Regions from separate parts of the Homo sapiens genome. Here all the other regions are linked to region 1. A link is a contact called in ENCODE Hi-C or POLR2A ChIA-PET data. All regions are on one chromosome and are shown on one strand. Each heading gives the region's core, a stretch centred on a gene start or an enhancer-like site at or near the end of the contact. The rest is flanking DNA. Distances are from core to core; before and after follow the strand shown. Region 1 holds the start of ERVK13-1 (endogenous retrovirus group K13 member 1). Region 2 holds the start of ZNF213 (zinc finger protein 213). Region 3 holds the start of E4F1 (E4F transcription factor 1). Region 4 holds the start of ZSCAN10 (zinc finger and SCAN domain containing 10). Region 5 holds the start of TNFRSF12A (TNF receptor superfamily member 12A). Region 6 holds the start of PKMYT1 (protein kinase, membrane associated tyrosine/threonine 1).

What was found. A loop is a pair of places that touch in the nucleus more often than their neighbours do. ChIA-PET counts read pairs that join two places held with the same protein, here RNA polymerase II (POLR2A). Pooled maps may share reads with other maps.
Region 2: a loop to region 1 is called in a pooled map, with 5 times the contacts of the local background. The contact joins the promoter of ZNF213 here to the promoter of ERVK13-1 in region 1. A Hi-C loop is called at or near these places in 1 of 37 single-sample maps with no recorded cell type and 6 of 50 pooled maps.
Region 3: a loop to region 1 is called in a pooled map, with 21 times the contacts of the local background. The contact joins the promoter of E4F1 here to the promoter of ERVK13-1 in region 1. A Hi-C loop is called at or near these places in 1 of 37 single-sample maps with no recorded cell type and 11 of 50 pooled maps. POLR2A ChIA-PET finds 5 or more read pairs at or near these places in 2 of 52 experiments (A549 and Panc1).
Region 4: a pooled map shows a loop between it and region 1 (4-fold over the local background). The contact joins the promoter of ZSCAN10 here to the promoter of ERVK13-1 in region 1. A Hi-C loop is called at or near these places in 1 of 37 single-sample maps with no recorded cell type and 6 of 50 pooled maps. POLR2A ChIA-PET finds 5 or more read pairs at or near these places in 1 of 52 experiments (A549).
Region 5: a map of transverse colon shows a loop between it and region 1 (37-fold over the local background). The contact joins the promoter of TNFRSF12A here to the promoter of ERVK13-1 in region 1. A Hi-C loop is called at or near these places in 1 of 168 maps with a recorded cell type or tissue (transverse colon), 2 of 37 single-sample maps with no recorded cell type and 12 of 50 pooled maps. POLR2A ChIA-PET finds 5 or more read pairs at or near these places in 1 of 52 experiments (MCF 10A).
Region 6: a map of mammary epithelial cell shows a loop between it and region 1 (14-fold over the local background). The contact joins the promoter of PKMYT1 here to the promoter of ERVK13-1 in region 1. A Hi-C loop is called at or near these places in 1 of 168 maps with a recorded cell type or tissue (mammary epithelial cell) and 8 of 50 pooled maps.

What each region holds. Positions count from the first base shown.
Region 1 is chr16:2,671,696-2,675,582 of GRCh38, reverse strand. ERVK13-1 (endogenous retrovirus group K13 member 1) reads left to right here and starts at 2,144. Exons shown (of 3, transcript NR_040023.1): 1 at 2,144-2,300; 2 at 3,013-3,887. LOC124903627 (a long non-coding RNA gene) reads right to left here and starts at 2,460. Exons shown (of 2, transcript XR_007064945.1): 1 at 2,358-2,460; 2 at 189-505. RefSeq lists silencers at 1,774-2,163, 2,174-2,493.
Region 2 is chr16:3,133,076-3,136,962 of GRCh38, reverse strand. It overlaps ZNF213 (zinc finger protein 213), which reads right to left and starts at 1,934. Exons shown (of 6, transcript NM_004220.3): 1 at 1,576-1,934. It overlaps ZNF213-AS1 (ZNF213 antisense RNA 1), which reads left to right and starts at 2,081. Exons shown (of 6, transcript NR_110900.1): 1 at 2,081-2,333. RefSeq lists a silencer at 1,644-1,873 and enhancers at 1,984-2,173, 2,184-2,353.
Region 3 is chr16:2,221,380-2,225,266 of GRCh38, reverse strand. E4F1 (E4F transcription factor 1) reads right to left here and starts at 1,676. Exons shown (of 14, transcript NM_004424.5): 1 at 1,497-1,676. The coding sequence starts at 1,653. RefSeq lists enhancers at 1,242-1,381, 1,612-1,781 and silencers at 1,462-1,551, 1,842-1,981.
Region 4 is chr16:3,097,664-3,101,550 of GRCh38, reverse strand. It overlaps ZSCAN10 (zinc finger and SCAN domain containing 10), which reads left to right and starts at 2,257. Exons shown (of 6, transcript NM_032805.3): 1 at 2,257-2,361. RefSeq lists enhancers at 1-200, 1,455-1,504 and a silencer at 1,235-1,294.
Region 5 is chr16:3,018,089-3,021,975 of GRCh38, reverse strand. TNFRSF12A (TNF receptor superfamily member 12A) reads right to left here and starts at 1,608. Exons shown (of 4, transcript NM_016639.3): 1 at 1,485-1,608; 2 at 657-761; 3 at 287-421; 4 at 1-205. The coding sequence starts at 1,578. The coding sequence ends at 150. CLDN6 (claudin 6) reads left to right here and starts at 3,793. Exons shown (of 2, transcript NM_021195.5): 1 at 3,793-3,827. RefSeq lists enhancers at 1-540, 80-1,279, 1,186-1,830, 2,599-3,194, 3,792-3,887 and silencers at 520-689, 1,540-1,759.
Region 6 is chr16:2,978,725-2,982,611 of GRCh38, reverse strand. It overlaps PKMYT1 (protein kinase, membrane associated tyrosine/threonine 1), which reads left to right and starts at 2,166. Exons shown (of 9, transcript NM_004203.5): 1 at 2,166-2,326; 2 at 2,700-2,964. The coding sequence starts at 2,955. RefSeq lists enhancers at 847-1,723, 1,724-2,599, 2,600-3,476 and silencers at 1,833-2,192, 2,203-2,432.

The DNA.
Region 1 (3,887 bases), core at 895-3,394:
CCAGGCTGGTCTCAAAATCCTGACCTCCTGATCTGCCCGCCTCGGCCTCCTAAAGTGCTGGGATTACAGGTGTGAATCACTGCACCTGGCCAGCCCTGGCAGCATCTTGATGGCAAGTTCACTGAGCCAGACCACCCAGCCCAGCCTCTCCTGGATTCCAGACCCACAGGAACCATGAGTTAGACGTCTTTGTTGTTTTACACATTTAAATTTTGGGGCAATTGGTTACACAGCAGTAGATTACTAATACACCAGCTGTAGGGCTTTGGGCACGTTCCTTAGCCTCTGCACCCCATTTCCTCCCTCGTGCCATGAGCGTTGTAGAGGTGAGTGAGGAACATGTAGACACAGCACAGGACCACATACGTGAGGCAGCTTTCCAGCCCCTCTCGAGATGGTTCTGGTCATCCTCTTGCCCATCCCTGGATGGACCGTGACTTCACAACATCAGGCCAAGTTATTGCATTCTTGTCCTGAGGTCATCCATTGGTCATGGACAGAGGTTCTGGGTAGGAAAGGATGAGATAAAGAGTGGGGTCAGTCTCCTTCCTCCAGCCTGGGTCCGGAGAATCTTGCTGGGCCAGGTGAGACATCCGCTCCCTGTGTGGTGTCCTAGGATGGGCAGCTGGACCTGACCAGTGGGGAGGTTTCTCTGTGTCTCCAGAGGGCAGAGGGGCTGCCTGGTCTGGCTTCCCTTGGGCTTGGCCAAGCATTCTGGCTGCCACTGAGGCCTCCAGGACAACTGAGAACTGTCCTTTCTTCCTTGCCCTTCAGCTGCCCCTGTCTTCTCTGCCCCTGGTGCCTGCTCAGCTGCTTTCTTCACAGGACAGCCTTCTTGTCACCCTTGGCCCCTGCCCCGAGGCTCCTCCACCCCAGGCTCTGTGTTCTAAAGTTCACCGTGTACAATTTCCTCAAGTTGTTTCTCCTTCACTGCTTCCCTTTTCTCTGTTCATTACTCAAGATCTGCATGGCCATGTGTCAGTATAAAAAAAAATAAAGTTGGCCGGGCGGGGTGGCTCACCCCTGTAATCCCAGCACTTTGGGAAGCGTGGTGGGCAGATCATGAGGTCAGGAGTTCGAGACCAGTCTGGCCAATATGGTGAAACCCCATCTCTACGAAAAATACAAAAATTAGCTGGGTGTGGTGGCACGCACCTGTAGTCCCAGCTACTCAGGAGGCTGAGGCAGGAGAATTGCTTGAACCCAGAAGGTGGAGGTTGCAGTGAAATTGCCATTGACTCCAGCCTGGGTGACACAGCGAGACTTCGTCTCAAAAAAAAAAAAAAAGTTAACCCATTTCAGTTGGGTGCAGTACCTCACGCCTCTAATGCCAGCACTTTGGGAGGCCGAGGCAGGCGGAAAGAGCGAGACCATCTCAAAAAAAAAAAAAAAAAAAAAGAATTGCTTGAACCCAGGAGGTGGAGGTTGCAGTGACTAGAGATCGAGCCACTGCACTCCAGCCTTGGCGACAGAGCAAGACTCCGTCTCAAAACAAACAAACAAAAAAACCTAAAATACAAAAAACACAAGCAAAAAATCATGATTGACATTAACAACTACAAAAAGAAAAACAAACAAAAAAAAAACCGCCACAAAATCATTTATAGGTAAGGACAGAAGTTCTGAGGCTGCCTCCAGGACTATGGACAGTGGTAGGATTGGTTGTTTTCCGCTTTATGAATGTGACTTATAGCCCAGATTTCCTTCCGTGAACGCTTGTTAGTTGTGAAACTAGCAAAGTTGCGCCTCCGCATTTACGCAGAGCCGGCTCCGGAGTCCGAGCCCCGGGTTCGAGCCCAGCCCCGCTATTACCTCGGGCGTGACCTTGGCCGGAGCCAGGTCCCCTCTGAGCCTCAGTTTCCCGGTCTGGGAGCTGGGAATGACAGCTCGCCCCACCCCCGCAGAGCCCCGCCCCCGGGGCCCTGGGATTGGTTCGCGCGAGGTCCCCCTGCCCAGGCGGGGCCGGGCCTCTCCCGCCCGCCAGGCCCCAACCCGGAAATGCAGCTGGGGCAGAGGCGGGGCCCACTCAGACCGCGGCGAAGGGACGATGGGCGCGGCCAATGGGCGCGGGCGGCGGCGGCGGTGCGACGGAAGTCCTGCCTGGCGTCGCGCGGGGGCGGGGCGTCGCGGGGGGCGGGGGCATCGCGGGGGGCGGGGCGTCGCGGGCACAGCGTGAGGGCCGCCGTTGCTGGAGTTCAGCTTAGGGAAGGAGGACTCTGAGGAGGCCCCGAGCGGCGGAGCGCTTCGGGGGAGGCGCCCGCGCAGACGCGAGGCCCATAGCCAGGACCACCACCTAGCTGGTGAGCGCGCGGCGAGGCGGGGCGGCCCGGGGTCCCGAGGGTCGGGTGCCGCCTTACCTGCGGCCGGGCGGCCGGGCCGGGGATGGCGGGCGCCGGCCGAGGGCGCTGCTTGGCTGCGGCGGGGAGACCGGGCCTGGGTTGCGTCGGGCGGCGGCCTGGCCGGGGGCGCTGACAGACGCGCGGAGGGCGGGGGAGGCCGGGAGGTGTCACCCGGCCCAGCGGGGTGGAAGTGCCTGGAAAGTTTGTTTTCGGCTTGGCGCAGCCTGGAGCCGAGCCTCCAGGGTTACCTTTCGGTTCTGTCTGTAGAGGAACCGCCCTGGGCTTCCACCTGGAACGGGGTCCTTGGCGCCTCCGCCTGCGAGAGAAGCAGAAGGTGCAAGTTCTTGCTGAAAGCACCTGATGCTCCTGGGCCCCCTTTTCCAGATTCTTGATGACATTGGTCGGGAAAACTCGCCTTTCACGGCCCGGCCAAGGGGCATTTGGGTGCTTTTGCTGCCCGTGGCTGTGCTCAGCGTTGTGGGAAGCCCCTGGGAGGCCGAATGTGCAGGATCACCGAGGGGAAAGTGAGCTTGACAGGTAGGAGGGATTTTAGGGGAAGGATCAAAACAAACCACTTGTTGGGTGAAATGTTTTGCTAAATGTATCGCTGGTGTTTATTTTCTCTCTGTCGCTAAAAGTATCCCTCGTGTTTTTATGTTTTCCATATGCTAAGTTCTACAGTCTGGGGACGACGGTTTAAAAATTTATGCCTTGCATGCGATGTGCAGTGGGTGATGGAAGAACGTCTACATGGCTTTAAAATTGGATTTAAAAGGCAAATATTTTAAATGAAGGAAAACCCAAGAAGTTTACTTGATTCCTTATCTTCCAGGATGCGACTTTTGTTTATTTATTTATTTTATTTTGATGGAGTCTCGCTGCCGTCGCGCAGGCTGGAGTGCAGTGACGCGATCTTGACCCGGGAACCTCCACCTCCCGGGTTCAAGCGATTCTCCTTCCTCAACCACCCGAGTAGCTGGGATTACAGGCGTGTGCCACCATGCCCGGCTAATTTTTGTGTTTTTAGTAGAGACCGGGGAAGGTATGGGCCCTCTTTTGAGAAAAATGCAGAGTGACACTGAATTTTGTAACTACATCAGGAGGCTCTTGAACCTTCTGCAGCTCACTCGTGGAGTTTGTAGAGATGCGTAATAATCCGAAGTGTTAAGGAAGAAGGTTCTGTTGAGAAAAAGTTGGAGGGCTGAAAGGGATGCCTTTCGCTATTTCGACATGTGTGGCTGTACCCCAGAGTGCCCTGGCTAACACGCAAAACCATGAATTAGGCGGCTTGGCGAGGCTCAGTGGAGGCTGGGGCCGAGAGTCATGTCAAAGTTTGTGGGGTTAACCTGCACCCAGTGACAGTCATGGCGAAGTTTGTGAGGTTAACTCGCACCCAGTAACGCTGTTCCAATGCAAGGTGTGTATTTGGTGTCATCCACGGGAAGAGGAAACAGCAAATTTTCTCATGGCCTTGGCAGTTCCACATGATGGACATTTCATATCTGCAGTTTTCTTCGCATGAGATGGCTTTTTTGCACAAAAACACTG
Region 2 (3,887 bases), core at 685-3,184, 460 kb before region 1:
CCGGGTGTTTCATAACTCTTTGACAGCAAAACCCAATGTCATTCATTTGGCAGCACCACCTGACCTGATATAAGCATATTTATAATCTCAATTTATTCCACTAAATGTAAATGTTCAAAATTATGGTGGAAATATTAATAACATATATCTTCAGTTTATAAAATTTCATTGAGCTATACCCACTCGTGTGTTTTTCTGTATTGCACATTATACATCAATTAAATATCTTTTTTTTTTTTTTTTACTGAGAGAGAGTCTCACTCTGTCGCCCAGGCTGGAGTGCAGTGGCGCAATCTCAGTTCACTGCAACCTCTGCCTGCCAGGTTCAAGCGATTCTCCTGCTTCAGCCTCCCAAGTAGCTGGGACTACAGGCACCAGCTACCACGTCCAGCTAATTTTTTGTATTTTTAGTAGAGACGAGGTTTCACCATGTTGGCCAGGATGGTCTCAAACTCCTGACCTTGTGATCCACCCGCCTCGGCCTCCTAAAGTGCTGGGATTACAGGCGTGAGCCACTGCGCCCGGCCTAATTAAAAAATTTTAACTGATATGTTTCATTATTTAGTGTTGCCCCAGATCCCTCTGGAGATGTGCTTGATATATCGTCTGTGCACTATATTATCTTTCTCAAATTTGAAAACCTCTGAATTCCAAAACACATCTGGCCCTGAGGTGTCACAGAAGGGCTTACAGACACCATCCAAAGCCATTTATCCACAGGTACATATAAATGTATGACACATTTATACCTTACATTGTTACTCTCTACTGAAAAGTGTATTATGCAATTTTCAGTAATCGATTTTTTGTTTCAACAATAAAAATACAAACTGGCCGGGCTTGGTGGCTTATGCCTGTAATCCCAGCATTTTGGGAGACAGACACAGGATGATTGCTTGAGGCCAGGGGTTCAAGACCCCTTTGGGAAGACAATGTGAGACGCCATCTGTACCAAAAAACAAAAAAAGCCAGGTGGGGCTCCTGTAGTCCCAGCTACTGGGGAGGCTGAGGAGGAAAGATTGCTTGAGTCCAGGAGTTTGAGGTTGCAATGAGCTATGATCGCACCACTGTACTCCAGCCTGGGCAACAGAGTGAGACCATCTCAAAAAAAAAAAAAAAAGAAAGAAAAGAAAAGTAAAAAGAAAATGAAAAAAATACAAACCATCTTAATAAAAAAGGGAAGATTCAAACAATATAGAAATCTGTAAAACTCTCCCTTCCTCAATACCATTGTACCCCCCGACTTAACAGTCTGACAAATGACGTCCCAGACCTTTTCCTGTGCTTTTACTAAAAAAGTCATCCATAGCGGGGAGAAAAGGTGCTTGATGTGTTTCTACATAAATGAGACCTTACTGCACAGACATTAGCGGCACTATGAGCTTCCGCGGTATGGATATGCTCTAGTTTCTTAATCAATACTCGAGTGATGCATTCGGGTTGTTTCCAATTCTTTAGTCCATCCTAAGCACTTTATTTATTCTGCTCCTCACAAGACCCCTGAAAGGTGCGCGCACCATTCTCATCCTCTGGTGACTTCGAAGAAGACTTTCCTCGAAGAGGGCCAGGACTCACCAGGGTCGCTCAGCAGGACACGGCAGGCGGGAAGGCGAGCCAGCCGGAGCCCCGCGCTGTCCACCGCAGCCTCGCCCGCGGGGCGAGCGGCGATCGTACAGGGGCGTCTGCCGGGGGACCAAGCTGGCAGAGCGGCGCGGGGGACCAGCACTTCCTAGCAGTGCGCGCGCCCTCCGGCCTCTGCCTCGGGGCGCTGATCCCGGCCACTCGGAGCCCGGTGCTTGATGTTGGAGCCAGGCGGCCAGAGGCCCCGTCCCCGCCCCGGCCCCCGCCCCCGCCCCCGCCCCCGAAACACACAACGCCCACTACGGCCCAGGAGATCCCACTTCCGCCGCGAGCTCCCGGCGCCGGAAGTCCTCGCGGGGCTCGCTGGGAAACTACGCTACGCAAGCATTCCCCAGCTCCCAGAAAGCCGTTCGTCCACTGAGCCCGCCTTCTCCATGACCGATGGCCAATGAACAGGAAGAATTCTCAGGCTGCCTATTAGAAGACAGAAACTCCATACGCGTCATACACCTGCACCCGGGAGGAAAGGCGAGGCTCTGCATCTAGATTTACCTCGTTCTCTTTTGTCTCCGCTTTTTTTTCACATTTCCTTGCGACCCTGGCCCTTGAGCGACAAAAAGGGGAAGCCAAGGCTGGCCCGAGGAACGGAGAGGGCACATGGCCTAGCCACAAGTGGAGCTTCTGCTCCGCCCGAAGGGATGCGCTGGAGCGGCCTCTTCCTTCTGCCACGGTCTTTCTTTGCCAACTAGTAGGTGAGGGCCGAAAGGCCGCGGGCCGTGGAGCTCGGGCCGGGGAGACTCTTTTCTAGCCTCTTGGGTCCCGCTCCTCCCAATTCCCTGGAGAGGCGTCGAGCTTGCTGGGAAGTGCCCTCGGGTAAGGGGCGCGGAGCCTCCTGCGGCGATCCTCTGTCTTCGGGTCGCCTTAGCAGGACGCGGCAAGCGGGACACTGACCTGGCCGGAGTCCCGCGTTCTCTCACCAGCTGCTTTGTCCACGAGTTGCTGCTGGGCGTCAGGGGTCCCACGGCCCGGAGGGATCTAGAGCAGGGGGGCTCGGGGTCCTTTCCATACCCTCGGATCCTCTCCCACTCTCTCCACGCCTCGACCCGGAGATGATTTCAGGCTCCAGATCTCTTTCATAAATGGAAAGAGTTTTTTTGGTTTGTTTTGTCTTAATTATGTAGGTGTTGCATGCTTGGAAGAGAAAATTTAGAAAATTAATTGGAAAACCATAAAGATAGCTTTCTCGTGATAGCCACAAGGCTTGCTCCCTCATTCTGCTCATATGTCACCCCCTCAAGGAGGCCTTCCCCAGCTCTGTAAACAACCTGTGCTCGGCGTTAACTTTTCTCCCTAATGTTTATCACTACCTGACATATACGTGTTTCCCACGACTCAACGATAAGTGTTCATGAGGGCAGACACTTTTTAATGCCCTATGACAAGCACCTAGAATTGTGCCTGGCACATGGTAGATGCTTAGTAAATATTTGTTTAATGAATGAAGGTAAAAAACATTTCTAATACGACCATCCAGGAATAAGTACTATTCATGTTTTAGTGTGTTCTTACAGTTTTACTGTTCAGACAGTTATATGCCTGTGAATATATATTATATATGTGTGTATATATATATATATATATATATATATATTTTTTTTTTTTTTTTGAGACAGAGTCTCGCTCTGTCACCCAGGCTGGACTGCAGTGGCGCGATCTTGGCTCACTGCAACCTCCGCCTCCTGGATTCAAGCGATTCTTCTGCCTCAGCCTCCCGAGTAGCTAGGATTACAGGCATGTGTCACCACGCCCGGCTAATTTTGTATTTTTAGTAGAGACGGGGTTTCTCCGTGTTGGTCAGGCTGGTCTCGAACTCCTGACCTCAGGTGATCTGCCCGCCTCGGCCTCCCAAAGTGCTGAGATTACAGACGTGAGCCACCGTGCCTGGCGGAATTTTCATATTTTAAGTCCCCCACCCTTGGACATTTAGATTTTTTCCATCTTTCTGTATTTGCAGATATGCTTCTACGTACACCTTTATTCATTTGCTTGAACATTTCCCTGAGAAAAACTAGAAATGGAATTGCCAGATTACTTTGTGTACATGTTTCCAAACTGTCCTCCAGAAAGAATGTAATGCTTTGAACTTCCACTTGAGAATCAAATGTTTACCTTCCTCTGTTCCTCCAGATTTGGACATTTACAGTGTTCAGCCGTTGTTGTGGCATTCCAATTCAATTGGGAAACAGCTTGATGTAGCGTCCCCATAAGGTCCACAGTAATTAAATTTTTTTTTTTTTTTTTTGGTG
Region 3 (3,887 bases), core at 427-2,926, 450 kb after region 1:
TAGTGCATCCCCAACACTGCTCTCGGCACATGACACACAATCTTTTTTCTTTTTTTGAGACAGTCTTGCTCTGTCACCCAGGCTGGAGAGCAGTGGTGCGATCTCGGCTTACTGCGACCTCCGTCTCCTGGGCTCAAGCAATTCTCCTACCTCACCTTCCCAAGTAGCTGGGATTACAGACGCGCACCACCACGCCCAGCTAATTTTTGTATTTTTAGTAGAGAAGGGGTTTCACCATGTTGGCCAGGCTGGTCTCGAACTCCTGACCTCAGGTGATCCACCCACCTTGGCCTCCCAAAGTGCTGGGATTACAGGCGTGAGCCACTGCGCCTGGCCACAATCTTTATTTTAATTCCCATGATGCTTCTATGAGGCAGCAGAGCCCGGAAGTTAAAGGGGCTGTGAAGGCCTTCACAGTGCTGAGATCCAATCCAACCCTTGCTACTTAACTACCTGGGTGACCCTGGTCATTTTCTTTTCTTTTGAGACGGAGTCCGGCTCTGCCGCCCAGGCTGGAGTGCAGTGGCGCGGTCTCGGCTCACCGCAAGCTCCACCTCCCGAGTTCACGCCATTCTCCGCCTCAGCCTCCCCACTACAGGCGCCCGCCACCACGCCCGGCTAATTTTGTTTTTTTGTATTTTTAGTAGAGACGGGTTTCACCATGTTGGCCAGGATGGTCTCCATCTCCTGACCTCGTGACCCGCCCGTCTCGACCTCCCAAAGTGCTGGGATTACAGGCGTGAGCCACCGCACCCAGCCCACCCGGTCACTTTCAGGTCTCCAACCTTCGATTTTCCTCATCCCCAAAATGAGAATAACAATAACATCCACCTGTCAGGACTGGTTTGAGAATGAAAAAACCTAAAGCAGGATAAGGGCTTGTTACATTACTGGCAGAAGCCGCCGCCCCATTCTGTAGGGGAAATAGAGGTTCACAGAGGTAGGGTCACCTACCCAGGATCAAAGAACTAGAAAGCGGCAAGTGTGGGACTGGAAGGGGCCACAGGCTGGCTGCAGTGCACCAGCCCTCTTGCACTAGGCTCTGCTGCCTCCCTACGGACAGGCCCAGAGCCCAGATCCTGGAGAAACCGAGGCCCCACCCTCTTGGAACCACCAACAGGGCCCTAGACGCCCATCAGGTGCAGGAGGAAGGGGCCCAGAGGAGGGGAGGGCCAGGCTCAGGCATCGGAGGCAGAGAAGGGCCGGGACGCCGGCGTCTGCGAATGTCTACACCGGGCGCCCGGGGGCTCAGCAACCCGCGAGCACTTGTGGACGCACACCAGAGAGGGGGGATGACAGGCGCCCCGCAGGAGAGGCCCGTGAGGGTCGCAGCAAACCTGGGGGTTTCGTGGAGGGCTGTGAGGGTCCCGCGAGATCCGCGAGGTGTCTGGGTCTGGGAGGGTCGGTCGAGCCCGCAGCTCGGGCCATCCGGGCCTCTGCCAGCCCGGGATGAACTGCCCGCACCCCGGCCGCACCCTCCGGGTCGGCCCGGTTACCTTCCTCGCTGAAGGGCGCCGGGAGGCCGAGGAAGCCGCTGGGGGCCAAGGCCGCCGCCACCGCCGCAACTGCACCCTCGCCCGCTTCCCGCCCGGCTTCGGCCTGGGCTTCTGCCGTATGAGCGGCCGTCACCCGCACTGCCATCGCGCCCTCCATGTCGCAACGCGCCGCAGGAAGATGGCGGATTTACGACCATGTCGTCATAACAACGGGCCGCGCCGAGGCCAGCGTGAGGGAACGGCAAGAGGAGGGCGGGGCAGAACCGGAGCGGATTGACGGACAGGCGGGGAGCCGGGCCTGGATAGCGGTGTGGCCTTAAAGGGCAGAGGCGGGGCCGGGCGCGCTGAGAGCGAAGATGGGGCGGGACTGTGGGGAGGGCGTGGTTACGGTGGAGCAGATTGCCAGCCAGGGGGCGGGGCGGCAGAAGGACCTATGTTCGAGGCTGCACTCGGATTTGAGAGCCAGAGAACGCGAGGGGCGAGCGGACTGGCGGCTGCTAGGCAGCCGCGCCCCAGCGCTTCCGTACCTAAGGACAGGTCGCCCCGCCCGCGGCTGCTGCTGGGAAGCCGCCACAGCTCCAACCAGGGGTGTGGTGCCTGCTGCCCACTGACCGCCTAGGGTGTTAGAGCCTCCCAAGATGGTTACCCGGGTCACGGGAAAAGAACACGGGTCGGGGATGGCTCATGGGTAGCTCTGCGAAGCTGTTTTATTCTTTTATATACTTTTAATTTTTTTTTCTTTCTTTTTTGAGACGGAGTCTCTTTCTATCGCCCAGGCTGGAGTGCAGTGGCGCGATCTCGGCTCACTGCAAGCTCTGCCTCCCGGGTTCACGCCATTCTCCTGCCTCAGCCTCCTGAGTAGCTGGGACTACAGGTGTCCGCCACCACGCCAGGCTAATTTTTTGTATTTTTAGTAGAGACGGGGTTTCACCGTGATAGCCAGGATGGTCTCGATCTCCTGACCTCGTGATCCGCCCGCCTCGGCCTCCCAAAGTGCTGGGATTACAGGCGTGAGCCACCGTGCCCAGCCACTTTTTAAATTTTTTAAAATTTATTTGCATTATGTATTTTAAATAGAGACAGGGTCTTGCTGTTTAGACTAGGCTGGTCTCAAACTCCTAGCCTCAAACCATTTTCCCATTTCGGCCTCCCAAAGTGCTAGGATGACAGGCGTGAGCCACGACTCCCAGCCACGTTGAATTTTTGGTTTTGGAGATGGGGGTTGTTTTTGGTTTTTGTTTGTTTGGGGTGTTTGTTTTTGAGACAGAGTCTCACTCTATCACCTAGGCTGGAGTGCAATGGCGCGATCTCACTGCAGCCTCCGCCTCCTGGGTTCAAATGATTGTCCTGCCTCAGCCTCCCGAGTAGCTGGGACTACAGGAGTGCACCACCATGGCCAGCTAATTTTTGTATTTTTAGTAGAGACAGGGTTTCACCATGTTGGCCTAGATGGTCTCAAGCTCTTGACCTCACGATCTGCCCGCCTCGGCCTCCCAAAGTGCTGGGATTACAAGCATGAGCCACCGCGCCCGGCCTGTTTTTGTTTTTTGAGATGGAGTCTCGCTCTGTCACCTAGGCTAGAATGCAACGGCACGATCTTGGTTCACTGCAATCTCCGCCTCCCAGGTTCAAGCGATTCTCCTGCCTCAGCCTCCTGAGTAGCTGGGACTACAGGCAACTGCCACCACACCCGGCTAATTTTTTTATATTTTTAGGAGAGACGGAGTTTCACCATGTTGGCCATGCTGGTTTTGAACTCCTGACCTCAGGTGATCCGTCCCCCTTGGCCTCCCAAAGTGCTGGGATGACAGGCATGAGCCACCGAGCCTGGCCAGATTTTTTTTTGAAACAGCACCTTGCTCTGTCGCCCAGGCTGGAGTGCAGTGCCGTGATCTCAGCTCACTGCAGCCTCTACCTCAACCACCCAAGTAGCTGGGACTACAGGTGCCCATCACTAGCTAATTTTTGTATATTTTGTAGAGATGGGTTTTTGCCATGTTGCCTAGGCTGCTATAGAACTCCTGAGTTCAAGCGATCTGCCTGCCTCAGCCCTCTTACATACTTTTAAAAAATTGTGGGCCAGGCACAGTGGCTCACTCCCGTAATCCCAGCACTTTGGGAGGCTGAGGTGGGTGGATCACCTGACATCAGGAGTTCAAGACCAAGCAGGCCAACATGGCAAAATTACGTCTTTACTAAAAATACAAAAATTATCTGGGTGTGGTGGTGCACGCGTGTAATCCTAGCTACTCAGGAGGCTGAGGCAGGAGAATCGTTTGAACCTGGGAGGCAGAGGTTTCAGTGAGCCGAGATCGTGCCACTGTACTCCGGCCTGGGCAACAGAGCAAGATTCCGTCTCAAAAAAAACTGTGGTAAGTGCACATAAAATTT
Region 4 (3,887 bases), core at 1,008-3,507, 430 kb before region 1:
CAGTAGGGAACCACACTCTCTTTAACGCCCCCTAGCGTCAGGTACGGATTCATACACGTTTATTATCTTTCAGGTCTCAGTGCTTTTGCAAACCTTCTCTTCTACAACCCTCTCCTGCAATACATCTGGGAGGTGGGATCATCGTTCACACATTACAGAGGAGGCAGTGATGGTTTTCAAATGAAAAGTGACTTCGCCAAGGACACATGCAGCTGGGCTGTGGAGGGCCTAGTCTGTCTCCTTTTTCCATCCCTCGTTTATTTCCAGAGCTGTTCCTACACCTGAAAAGCGCCACTCCCCCTGCACACCCTGGCAGACAACCGGATTCGATGGCCCTGGCAGCCCGAACGCCAACAAACACCCAGTGTCTTTCTGAAGCGACCATAAGCCATTCGAGGAAACACGCACGGGGTCCTGCTTGTCCTGGCCTTGTCCCCAATGCCCAGGGCAGTGAGAGCAGCTCTACACGGAGGCCAGTCCCTGAGGCTTCCTCGGTGGCCTCAGACCTCGGAGTACACACGTGCAGTCCTTACCTCCCAAAGATAAACCTAACCTCTCACTCTGCTCTTCACCTACTTCAGACTGCTGTCCCATATATGGTCACCAGAGACATATGAGAACCACTAGAGATAGCCCCAAACTGAAAACTGCCCACGGGCTACCCATAGCAGAATGAATAACTGATGTAATGAGGAAAATCATTCAGCAACGAGAGGGAAAGAACGCTCGATGGCATGGAGTCCCAGCTGTAGTCCCAGCTCCTTGGTAGACCGAGATGGGAGGATCACTTTAACCCAGGAGTTTGAGTCCAGCCTGGGAGATATGGCAAGACCTTGTCTCTAATAAAATAAAATAAGTGGAATTGGGAAAATTACAATTTTAAAAGAAACAAAAATTTTTAGTAGAGATGGGGTTTCACCATGTTGTCCAGGCTAGTCTTGAACTCCTGACCTCAGGTGATTAAAGAGGCTGAGTGCGGTGGCTCATGCCTGTAATCCCAGCACTTTGGGAGGCCAAGGCAGGTGGATCACCTGAGTTCAGGAGTTCAAGACTAGCCTGGCCAAAATGATGAAACCCCATCTCTACAAAAAAAAAAAAAAAAAAAAAAATGAACCGGGCATGATGAGACAGGCCCCACGCCTCTCGCTTCCGAGACTGTAATGGCTGCCTGGTCCCGCCAAGGCCACACCCGCTCCGGCGCTACAGCACCCCGCCCCGCCCCGGACACGCCCCCTCCGTCCCTACAGAACCCCGCCCCGCCCCTTGGCCTTCAGGCCCACTTCCCTGGGGGCGGGGTTTTCTGGCCCCGCCCCTGAACAAACTATGGAGTGGGAGGAGCCCGCGACTGGGAGAGCGAGGCGCGGGACGCGGGGAATGCAGAGCAGACCAAGGAGAAAGACCGTCGTACGAAGGGAGCACTAGACAACTGAAGTAGGAACAGGATGAGCTCAGGTGTTAAGTGCAGGAAAACAAAGACCCGTCAGATGAGCCAGTCAGGAGGGTCCTGGCCCCAACGGACCGAGGGGTCTAGGCCGGGGGAACGGCCAACACCTGAGAGGTGGTCCTGGCTCCCCGGGGGCTCAGAACGCTCAGGAAGGCACCAGCTGCAGCCAAGGGCACAACCCAAGAAGGCACCTTAAGCACAGGGATGGAATTAGTTTGGGGCCAAACGCTGTTGGTTAGGTCACTTCCCTCCCGGGGAGCCCTTGCTTCGTCATCGGTAAAGTTGGGACAAAAGCCACCTGGCAGGACTTGGGAGGACTTTAGGTGACCGTGTAGATGGAGCAAACTCTGCCCCATCACATCCTCCTCTTCCATTTTTTCCTAGCACCGTCGCTGCTCCTTTGCCCTAGAATGTAAGCCCCTGAGAGCAGGGCCTCATTCCTTCAGTTTCTCTCTGTGTCCTTAGCCCCTGCTTTGTAACAGTGCCTGGCACACAGGAGGCCATTGCAAAGAGTAGTCACGTGAATGAAAAGCCTAGCAAAGAAGCCAGCACACTGTGGGCATTTAAAAATGGCAGCTCTTAGCCCAAAGGAAAGACGGGCAGACCTGCAAGGGGCACCAGGCCAGTCTTGATTTGGGAGGTGGTTACACTCTCACACAGGCTGGGATTGAAATCTGGATTTCTCACTTTGTCTTCATGTCACTGGCCCCGCCCTCTTCCCATCCCGCTCCCAAACTGGGAGCTTAAGGGTTAACTCTAGGAAGCCCCTCATCACCTGGATGGGATGGGACTGGGGCAAGGAACTTCCTGTTCCATTTTCCCAGAGCCCTTCCCCAGGCTGGCGGAGGCTGGCTTTGGCCCTGGAGTCCTCAGAAAACCCCCCAGCATCTCTGCCTGTGTAGTGGGGACTCCGAGTGGTGAGTTGGAGGGAGGTCGGGGTGCAGGCTGCCAGGACGGGTGCTAGGAGCTCGCAGCAGCTTGGAGAGAGCAGGGGAGGCTCCAGGCCTTGGTGCTGGGGTGGGGGCTGGAAGAGTCTTGGGAGGATGTAGAGGGTCTGCTGGGGAGCCTCGTGCCAGCCAGCTTGGTGGACCTGTCGCGATGGGGGCGTTGGGGACGAGGGAGATCGCAGAACTTCCTGTGACATTGAAGAAGGCTGGCTTCACGTGCTCCCAGGTGGACTGATGGGCCTTGTCCACTCAGCCCAGCACGCGGAGGGAGGCCCCTCCAACAAACAACAAATCAGGCAGCTGCCAACTGTGTCCAGGGAGAAAGGGAGTGTTCCCGGCTGAGGACCCCACCTTTGCCGCCTTCCCCAACTCTGGGCTCTCAGGTGACCTGGGTGGGTCTCGTGGCAGCACCTCCACCCCGGGCTCCAAATTAAGCTGCTCAAATGTTGGATGGTGGCTGTAGAGCCTCTGCCTGCCTCCCTACCCAGCCCACCCCCAACAGAGGTGCATATTAACAGAGCTTTTGTCCTGGAGATCTGGGGGGAGGGAGAGATTCTCTGAAGCCAACTTGTCTCGAATTCCACCTCTTTGAAACCTTTTGGAGAGATCTCACCTGGAGATTCCGGCCTCCCTGTGTGGCTTGCCCTGAGAGCTGAAATTTGGAATCTTCATTTTTTTTCTGTTTCATGCTGTGATATTTCGGCTAAGGCTAGGAAAATGGCACAGAGCAGGATGGAGATCAGTTCCTTTTCTGTTTCAGAGCTTTGGCACTGTGTTCTAGACCTACACTCTCAGCCTAAAGCAAACCTTGGCTCCACCTGGTGTGACCCTGAGCATGTCACCAAGTGCAAAGCTTGGTCTTTGCACTTGGCAAAGGGAGAAGTGATTGTTTCGTGCGTGGGCTGGACTGGGATGAAATGAGCTTAATCGCCAGACACTCAGTACCTGCCCGCTGCTCCTGCACGGCAATGGATGAGCAGTGATTAGTTTTCTTGTTATTTTGTGCATGCTACTAAAAACCAGTGAAACGTAATCCCATTTTCTTCCCCCTCCCCCACTCTTTTTTTTTCTTTTCTTTTCTTTTCTTTCTTTCTTTCTTTTTTTTTTTTTTTTTTTTGAGACAGGGTCTTCGCCTTTTATCCAGGCTGGTGTGCAGTGGCGCGAACATGGCTCACTGCAGCTTTGACCCCCCAGGTTCAAGCAATCCTTCTGCCTTGGCCACCCAAAATGCTGGGATTATAAGCATGAGCCACCGCATCCGGCCTCACAACACCATTTTTCTGATCATTTATCACAGACTTTTTCTGTCCTAGACGTTGTTACATGCTTTCCTTCGAGATGGCCAGAATCACTGCCATTCCCTAATTTCTGCTAACAGACACTGAAGCAACTTCAAGTGCTGGATGAACACTCATTGAACTAGACACAGCTCCTACTCCCAGGCCAGGCAGAGAAATACGCTCATCTGTGATTGAGGCACTCCATCGCCCTAGTGG
Region 5 (3,887 bases), core at 359-2,858, 350 kb before region 1:
GGCCCAGGCCTCAGAGGTGATTCACCGCCCCCCACCCCCCTTGTGGTTGGAGGAGCTTGGCTCCCGCCGCGTCTGGGAGGCAGAGACTGGCTCTAGAATGGATGAATGAATGATGAGTGGGCGAGCCCCGGCTGGCAGGGGGCACATTGTCACTGGATCAGCGCCACAGCTGGGCAGCCCTCTCCGCCGGTCTCCTCTATGGGGGCTGCAAGATAAGAGGTGGGGTCGTCAGCAGCAGAGAAAAGGTCGAGTGCTGACAGGGCTGGGCAGGCCAGGGCACACTTACTGGTGAACTTCTCTCTCCTGCGGCATCGTCTCCAGACCAAAAAGCCAGAAAGCAGCCCCAGCACGAAGGTCAGGCTCAGAGCGCCCCCAAGGATGGGCCAAAGCAGCCGGAAGGGGGCAGGAGGTGCTGCAGCGCCTGGGGGCGGGACTCGGAGTCAGACCTCGCCCCTCTCCAGGCCAGCCCCGCCCCCTAAGACTGAGCCTTCTGCCTTCTCCCAAACGTGGCCTCCTCCCTGACCGGAGCCCCCTCCCAGCTCCCACCTCCTCCCGAATGATTTCCCAGATGCAAAGCTCTCGGCCCCGCTCTGCGCACCAGCCACCCTCCCTCCCAGTCTGGGGTCCGCTGGCCACTGGCCCTGCCCCCCACTCACAGCCCAGGCAGAAGTCGCTGTGCGGTCGCGCCCTGCAAGACGCGCAGTCCATGCACTTGTCCAGGTCCGCGCTCCAGGAGCTGCCGCGGGAGCAGGGGGCGGTGCCTGGGGAGGGGGCCTCGGGTCAGAGGCTGGGGGCGGGACTCGGCTATTCTGGGGTCTGAGGTCAGGGTCGGCCGGCTCGAATAACGTGAGTCACCGGCGCCCTCCCCGCGCATTCCTCACAGGTGACCGCACGGCCCGACCGGGACACGGCAGCTCCGGGAGGGAGGGCGTAGCGCGGGACGCTGGGGGTGGGGGGGGTCAGGTCCCCACAACCCCCCTGCCGCCGGCGGGTGACTCACTCCTGGGCACCGGGCCCGACCCCAGTCCCTCCCCCCGCATAGCTGGGCACTGAAGTCACCGGATGGAAGGGGGCACCCCACATGGTATAGAGGGCACAGACCCTAGTGCCTCTCGACGGCCTCCCCAACTCGTCGATCACTGGGGCTAGTTAGACCCTGTACGGACCAGGCTGGGGGCGTGCCCCTTCCTAGACTAAACATCCCGCCCTCACTCACTTTCTCTCTCCATTCGAAGTACTTCGGACTTGTGGAACTGAAGACCCCCCCCAACCCCAATTGGACGGTGGGAGAAACTGAGGCCCGGATTGTGAATGAAGCTTGGAGAGTGATGGAACTTCCCACAGCCGGGAGCGAGCTGTTTGAAGGCCACCTGACCCCAGATCCCCACATCCGCCTGTTCCCCCAGTTCGGCGCTGTTCTCCAGACACCCAGTCCGGCTCCCGAGCCCCGGCCCGGGGTTCCCCGACCCCGGAGTCCCGCGTACCTGGCGCTTGCTCCCCGGCCACGGAGCGCAGCAACGCCAGCCAGAGCCCCAGCACGAGGAGCCGCAGCAACCGGCGCAGCGAGCCCCGAGCCATAGTGCACGTCCTGCGCCCGCCGCTGTCTGCGCCCGCCGCCGGCCGGCAGGGACCCACGGCCGCCGCCCCGCCCCCGCCCCCGCCTTCCGGGGCGGAGCTCTCGCCTCCGCCCGCCTTGAGGTCCGCTTCGGGACGCCCCGCCCCGCGGCGCCCGCTCAGTTCAGTCATTCATTCAACAAAGTCCTGGCGCGGGAGCTGCCAGGACCCCGCAGGGACGCAGACCCCCTTCCTTGCCCAGCCGGTGATCTAGTCCAGCGTGCGTGGTGTGGGGAAATCAAAAATTAGACACGAGTGCTCGCTTCGGCAGCACATATAGAAATCAGACACGAACGGCCGGACGCGGTGGCTCACGCCTTTAATCCCATCAGTTTGGGAGTCTGAGGCAGGCGGATTACGAGGTCAGGAGTTCGAGAGCAGCCTGACCAACGTGGTGAAACGCCGTCTCTACTCGAAATACAAAAATTAGCCGGGCGTGGTGGCGCGCGCCTGCAATCCGAGCTACTCAGGAGGCTGAGGCAGGAGAATCTCTTGAACCCGGGAGGCAGAAGTTGCAGTGAGCCGAGATCGCGCCACTACACTCCAGCCTGGGCGACAGAGTGAGAGTCCGTCTCAAATAAATAAATAAATAAATAAATAAATAAATAAACAAACAAACAAACAATAAAAAGAAATCAGACACACGACCAATCCATGCAGAGATCACTGCAGCTTCCTTCCCCCCACCTCCCCTTGAGATTGCGTCTCACTCTTGCTCAGCCTGGAGTGCAGTGGTACGATCACGGCTCTCTGGGCTCAGGTGAGCCTCCCACCTCAGCCTCCCAAGTAGCTGGGACCACAGGCCCTGCCCCACCACGTCCGGCTAATTTTTGTATTTTTTGTAGAGACCAGGGTCTTACTATGTTGCCCAGGTTAGCCTGGCCACTACAGCTTTGTTAAGGGCCCGGGGGGTATAACAATTAAACCTGAGGTCAGGAGCTCGAGACCAGCCTGGCCAACTTGGTGAACCCCCGTCTTTACTAAAAATAAAAAAAAGAAAGAAGTTAGCCGGGCGTGGTAGTGGGCGCCTGTAATCTCAGCTACTCGGGAGACTGAGGCAGGAGAATTTCTGGAACCTGGGAGACGGAGGTTGCAGTCAGTCGAGATAGCGCCATTGCACTCCAGACTGGGCGACAGAGAGGGCCTCCATCTCAAAAAACAAAACAGGCCGGGCGCGGTGGCTCACGCCTGTAATCCCAGCACATTGGGAGGCCGAGGCGGGCAGATCACGAGGTCAGGAAATCGAGGCCATCCTGGCTAACACGGTGAAACCCCGTCTCTACTAAAAATACAAAAAAATTAGTCGGGGGTGGTGGCGGGCACCTGTAGTAGTCCCAGCTACTCTGGAGGCTGAGGCAGGTGAATGGCGTGAACCCGGAAGGCAGAGCTTGCAGTGAGCCAAGATCGCGCCACCACACTCCAGCCTTGGCGAGAGAGCGAGACTCCATCTCAAAAACAAACAACAACAACAACAAAAAACCAGCAACATAAAAATAATATTATCTGGCCGGGCGCGGTGGCTTAAGCCGGTAATCCCAGCGCAGTGCGAGGCCAAGGCGGGCGGATCGCTTGAGTCCGGGAGTTCGAGACGCCTGGGCAATATAACAAGACCCTGTCTATACAAAACAAAACATAAATTAGCTGGGCACGGTGGCGTGTGCTGCCTGTAGTCCCAGCTACTCAGGAGGCTGAGGCGGGAGGATCGCTTGAGCCCAGAAGGTCGAGACTGCAGTGAGCCGTGATCGCACCACTGCACTCCAGCCTGGGTGACACAGTGAAAATATTTCTCTAAAATAATACCAATAGTATGCCCTTTAATTTGTACCTTAGGACGTAGTTACATAATAAAATGCAGACTTGTTATCTCCATTTTGCAGAGTAGGAAACGAAGGCTCGGGAAGGTTAGGTGAGTTCCCCATGTCACCGCGCTGCTTAAGTGGTGAAGCGGAGTCTCAAGCTCTGTTCTACCCTAAGCCTGGCGCCCTCACCCTGGGTGAGTCTGGACGTCTGCCAGCCCGAGGCGGGCCCAGCGACCCCAGCCTCCAGCGCCCCCCTCTGACAAGCCTGGGATTCGCACGCCCGCTGCCGTCAGGGACAGGGTCTCTGCCCCTCCTCCGGGGCGGTGGTCCAGTGACGTCACCGCTTCTTTAAGACCCCCGCCTCCGCCCCTGTCCCGACACTCGGCCTAGGAATTTCCCTTATCTCCTTCGCAGGTGAGTCCGGGGCTAGTGTGCGTGTTGGAGAGACGCCTCTTGGGGCCGGGTGCAGGGTGG
Region 6 (3,887 bases), core at 917-3,416, 310 kb before region 1:
TTCCTTTCTTTCTTTCTCTTTTTCTTTCCCTTTCTTCCCTTCCTTTTCTTTCTTTTTTCTTTCTTGAGACAGGGCCTTGCTATGTTGCCTAGTCTAGAAAACTATTATTTTTATCCCCATTTTACACACGCAGAAACTGGGGCAGGCAGGATCGCAGCCCTAGTTTCCCTCACACCACGCACTTATCTGCTCCATCTACTTATTTCCATTTACATATATTTATATTACAGCCTTTCCTCACACAGTGAAATTTACATCGGAAGCATGTGTTTCCATGCTTTTTTTTTTTTTTTTTTAATTATCATTGTGAATCAGACTTTAAAAAATGGGCGGTTGGAAGGGGACCTGTTGGGGAGATGGGGCTGGCAGAGGTAGCCCTAGGCAGCTGGGGAGGGGCCTGTGTGTGCCCCAGGCCTCCTGGGGGCCAGTCTGGAGTCATCAACAAGGATCCTGCCTGAGTCACTGGGGCACAGCCGCCAGAGATGCGAAGGACAAGGAAAGGTGCAGGCAGGTGGGCTGCCGCCCCCAGCCAGGATCCCAGCCTCTCCTCCCCCACACTGCTGCTCCATGCACAGAACGTTTACAGAGGGTGCAGGAACTGAATGGGTGGGAAGCTTTGCAGTCCATGACCTGTCAGAGACTTGGGGAGGATGGAGGGTTTGGGGGACTGGTTCTGGAGGCCAGGGCTAGAAGGAGCAGGTAGTCAACAAGTAAACTCACAAACAAAAGATAGAACATCGGACAGAGATCAGGGCAATAGCAAAAATAAGGCGGAAGGAGAGGTGAGAGTGAGAAGGCCAGCGTTTGGGGGAGGGTTGGCCGGAAGCGTACTCCTCCCACCCAGTTAAACAGATAAAGAGCCCCTCGGTGAGGGAAGGAACAATCCCTAGCCCGACTTGCTCCGCGAGGGCCCCTGCTAATCACTTTAGGGGATCATCCCAGCGTCCTCAGCTGTTTTTTTTTTTCCAGGAGAGGAGACTAATCCGAAGCTCAGAAAGGCTCAGTGCATTCCCAAGGTCGTTCAGCCAGGAGAGCGCTGAAGGGATCTGAGCTGAGAGCAAGTCTCAAACTCAGAGAATGGAGGAGCTGCCCCGGAAGTGGCTGCTCGAGGCTGCAGTGAACTATGATCCTGCGGCCAATCGCGGTGGCTCACGCCTGTAATCCCAGCCTTCTGGGAGGCCGAGGCGGGCGGATCGCTTGAGGTCAGAAGTTCGACACTAGCTTGGCCAACATGGTAAAACACCGTCTCTACAAAAAAATGCAAAAATTAGTTGGGTGTGGTGGCGCGCGCCTGTGGTCCCAGCTACTCAGGAGGCTGAGGTGGGAGGAACGCTTGAGCGGGGGAGGCGGAAGTTACAGTGAGTCGAGATCGCCCCACTGCACTCCAGCCTGGACAACAGAATGAGACCCTGTCTAAAAATAAAATACATGAGCCGAGTGCGGTGGCGCGCGCCTGTGATCTCACATACTCGGCAGGCTGAGGTTGGGAGAACCGCCTGAACCTGGGGACTGCACCACTGCATTCCAGCCTTGGTGACAGTGAGACCCTGTCTAAAAAAAAAAAAAAAAGTATCTGAGGCCTGTTGGCAGGGAAGCTGCAGGCAGGCGAGGTCAGGCCAAGCAGAGTCCTGCCTATCTGGAGAGCTTCCTGGAAGAGGCGGCTTTTTCTGGCTCCCGAAGCCGTGCGCTAGGGGTTGGGGGTCGTGCGTCTGGCCTCCCACCGCGACCCTGGTTCAGAACACGGCCGGAGTGAGAAGGGGGGTGCCGGGACCCAGGAGGCCGTAGGGACTTCCTGGTCCTACCCGGAGTAACCCTGGGGCTACGCCTGCTCCGAGCACCGGGATGGCGGTCCCTTTTATGGACCCAAACACTACGCCAGCCCAGCGAGGGCGGTGGGTGTCGGGTGCGAGGCCTGGAGGGCAGTGGGCGTCCCAGGGACTGGGCGGCTGAAGCCCCGCGCAGCGACTCAGAACCAGGCCGCCACCCACGCCCCGGGCCAGCGCGGAGAATCCTGTGCGCCTGCGCAGTGAGCGGCGGGGCGGCTCGGCGGCGCGCACGCAGCACGAGGGGCGGAGCCTCGGAGCCCGGGCACCCCTGACGGGCTGCACTGGGGAGGGGGAGGAGCCTCGAGGCCGGTTTGGAATTTTTGGCGCGAGCAGCTCCGCGCGCGTTCACGGGCCGTTCCCCCTCACGGGAGTCCTCCGCCCGGGCGTCCGGAACAGTCGACGGCAGACTCCGGCCCGCTGAGCCACCCGAGGGGTCCCGTGGCCTCCGCGGACCCGGAATCTGGGCCCTCGCGGACCCGCGCCCCGCCCAGTCGCCCCAGGTGAGCCCAGACCCCGCCGTGAGGGGCCTCGGCGTGGCCACCTCGCCGCTCCCCTCCGCCTCGCCAGGTCTGCGTTACCCCTGCCCCTCAGGCCTCCCCGGCGGCCCGCTCGCGTCCCCTCAGGCCCGCCCCCGCGAGCCCCTGCCTCCCGTCCTCCCCAATTCCTGGTTCCCTTGCCTCGAGCCCCTTCCCAGCGGCGGTCCCGCCCTACTCGCCCCTCCCGGAGACCCCGCCTGCTGTCCATCAACCCCGCGCCGCCGCCCTCCCCGTGACAGTCCTTCCTCCGTGACAGCCCCTGCCCCGGGACAGCCTCTCTTCTTCTGCAACAGCCCCTCTTCCCTCGTGACAGCCCGTCCACTGCTCTGTTCGCCAGGGCTTCCCCACACCCACGGAGTGAAGTCAGCCGCGGCCCTGCCTGGGAGGAACTTACCGTCTACCGGGAAAGGTGGCCAGCAGATGTGTCGGGCCTGGTGAGAGGGTGAGGCGAGACGGCCCGATCGCCCAGGGCCCCGGAAGCTGCGGAGGTCACCCCCGCCTGGCCTTAGCTCAGGGACACCCTGGATTCACGTGGGAGCCCCTGCTCCTGCCTCCCCCGTCCCACCACTGAGGCTGTTGGGCCAGGCCAGTCATGCTAGAACGTAAGTCGTAGGGCAGGGACGGTGGGAGAACTGGGTTAAGATGCACAGGCCCAGGTCCCCGAGTGTGCCAGGGTTGGGCCTGGAGGCTGTGCTTGTGACCAGTGACCTCCAGGATCCCAACACCCTGGCTCCTGACTTGGAGAAACCCTGGGCTGGGACTCTGAGGTAGTTAGAGTCAGAGGAAGAGTCTCCACAAGATGGAGGGCAGCCTGCCAGCCAGGCCCAGGTAGCATCGCTCCCCTCACCCCTGTACTCCCTCAGGTACTGGAGACTGCTCTTTTTAATTTTTTATTTACTATTATGTATATTTTTTTGAGATGGAGTTTTGCTCTTGTCGCCCAGTTGGAGTGCAATGCCGCAATCTCGGCTCACCGCAACTTCCACCTCCTGGGTTCAAGCATTTCTCCTGCCTCAGCCTCTGAGTAGCTGGGACTACAGGCATGCACCAGCACGCCCGGCAAAAATTTGTATCTTTAGTAGAGATGGGGTTTCACCATGTAGGCCAGGCTGGTCTCGAAGTCTTGACCTCAAGTGATCCACCCACCTTGCCTCCCGAAGTGCTGGGATTACAGGCGTGAGCCACCACACCCAGCCGCTCTATTGTTTTTTATAATACTTTGGTGCACCAGCCTCACCAACATGGTGAAACCACATCTCTACTAAAAATATAAAAATTATTCTAGTGTGTTGGCACACGCCTGTAATCCCAGCTACTCAGGAGGCTGAGGCAAGAGAATTACTTGAACCTGGGAGTCGGAGGCTGCAGTGGGCCGAGATCATACCACTGCACTCCAGCCTGGGCAACAGAGTGAGACCCTGTCTCAAAAACAAACAAACAAACAATACCTTGGGGCATAAAGTGTTCCACGGTCCAATCCAATTAAATTTTTTTTTTTTTTTGAGACAGAGTCTCGCTCTGTTGC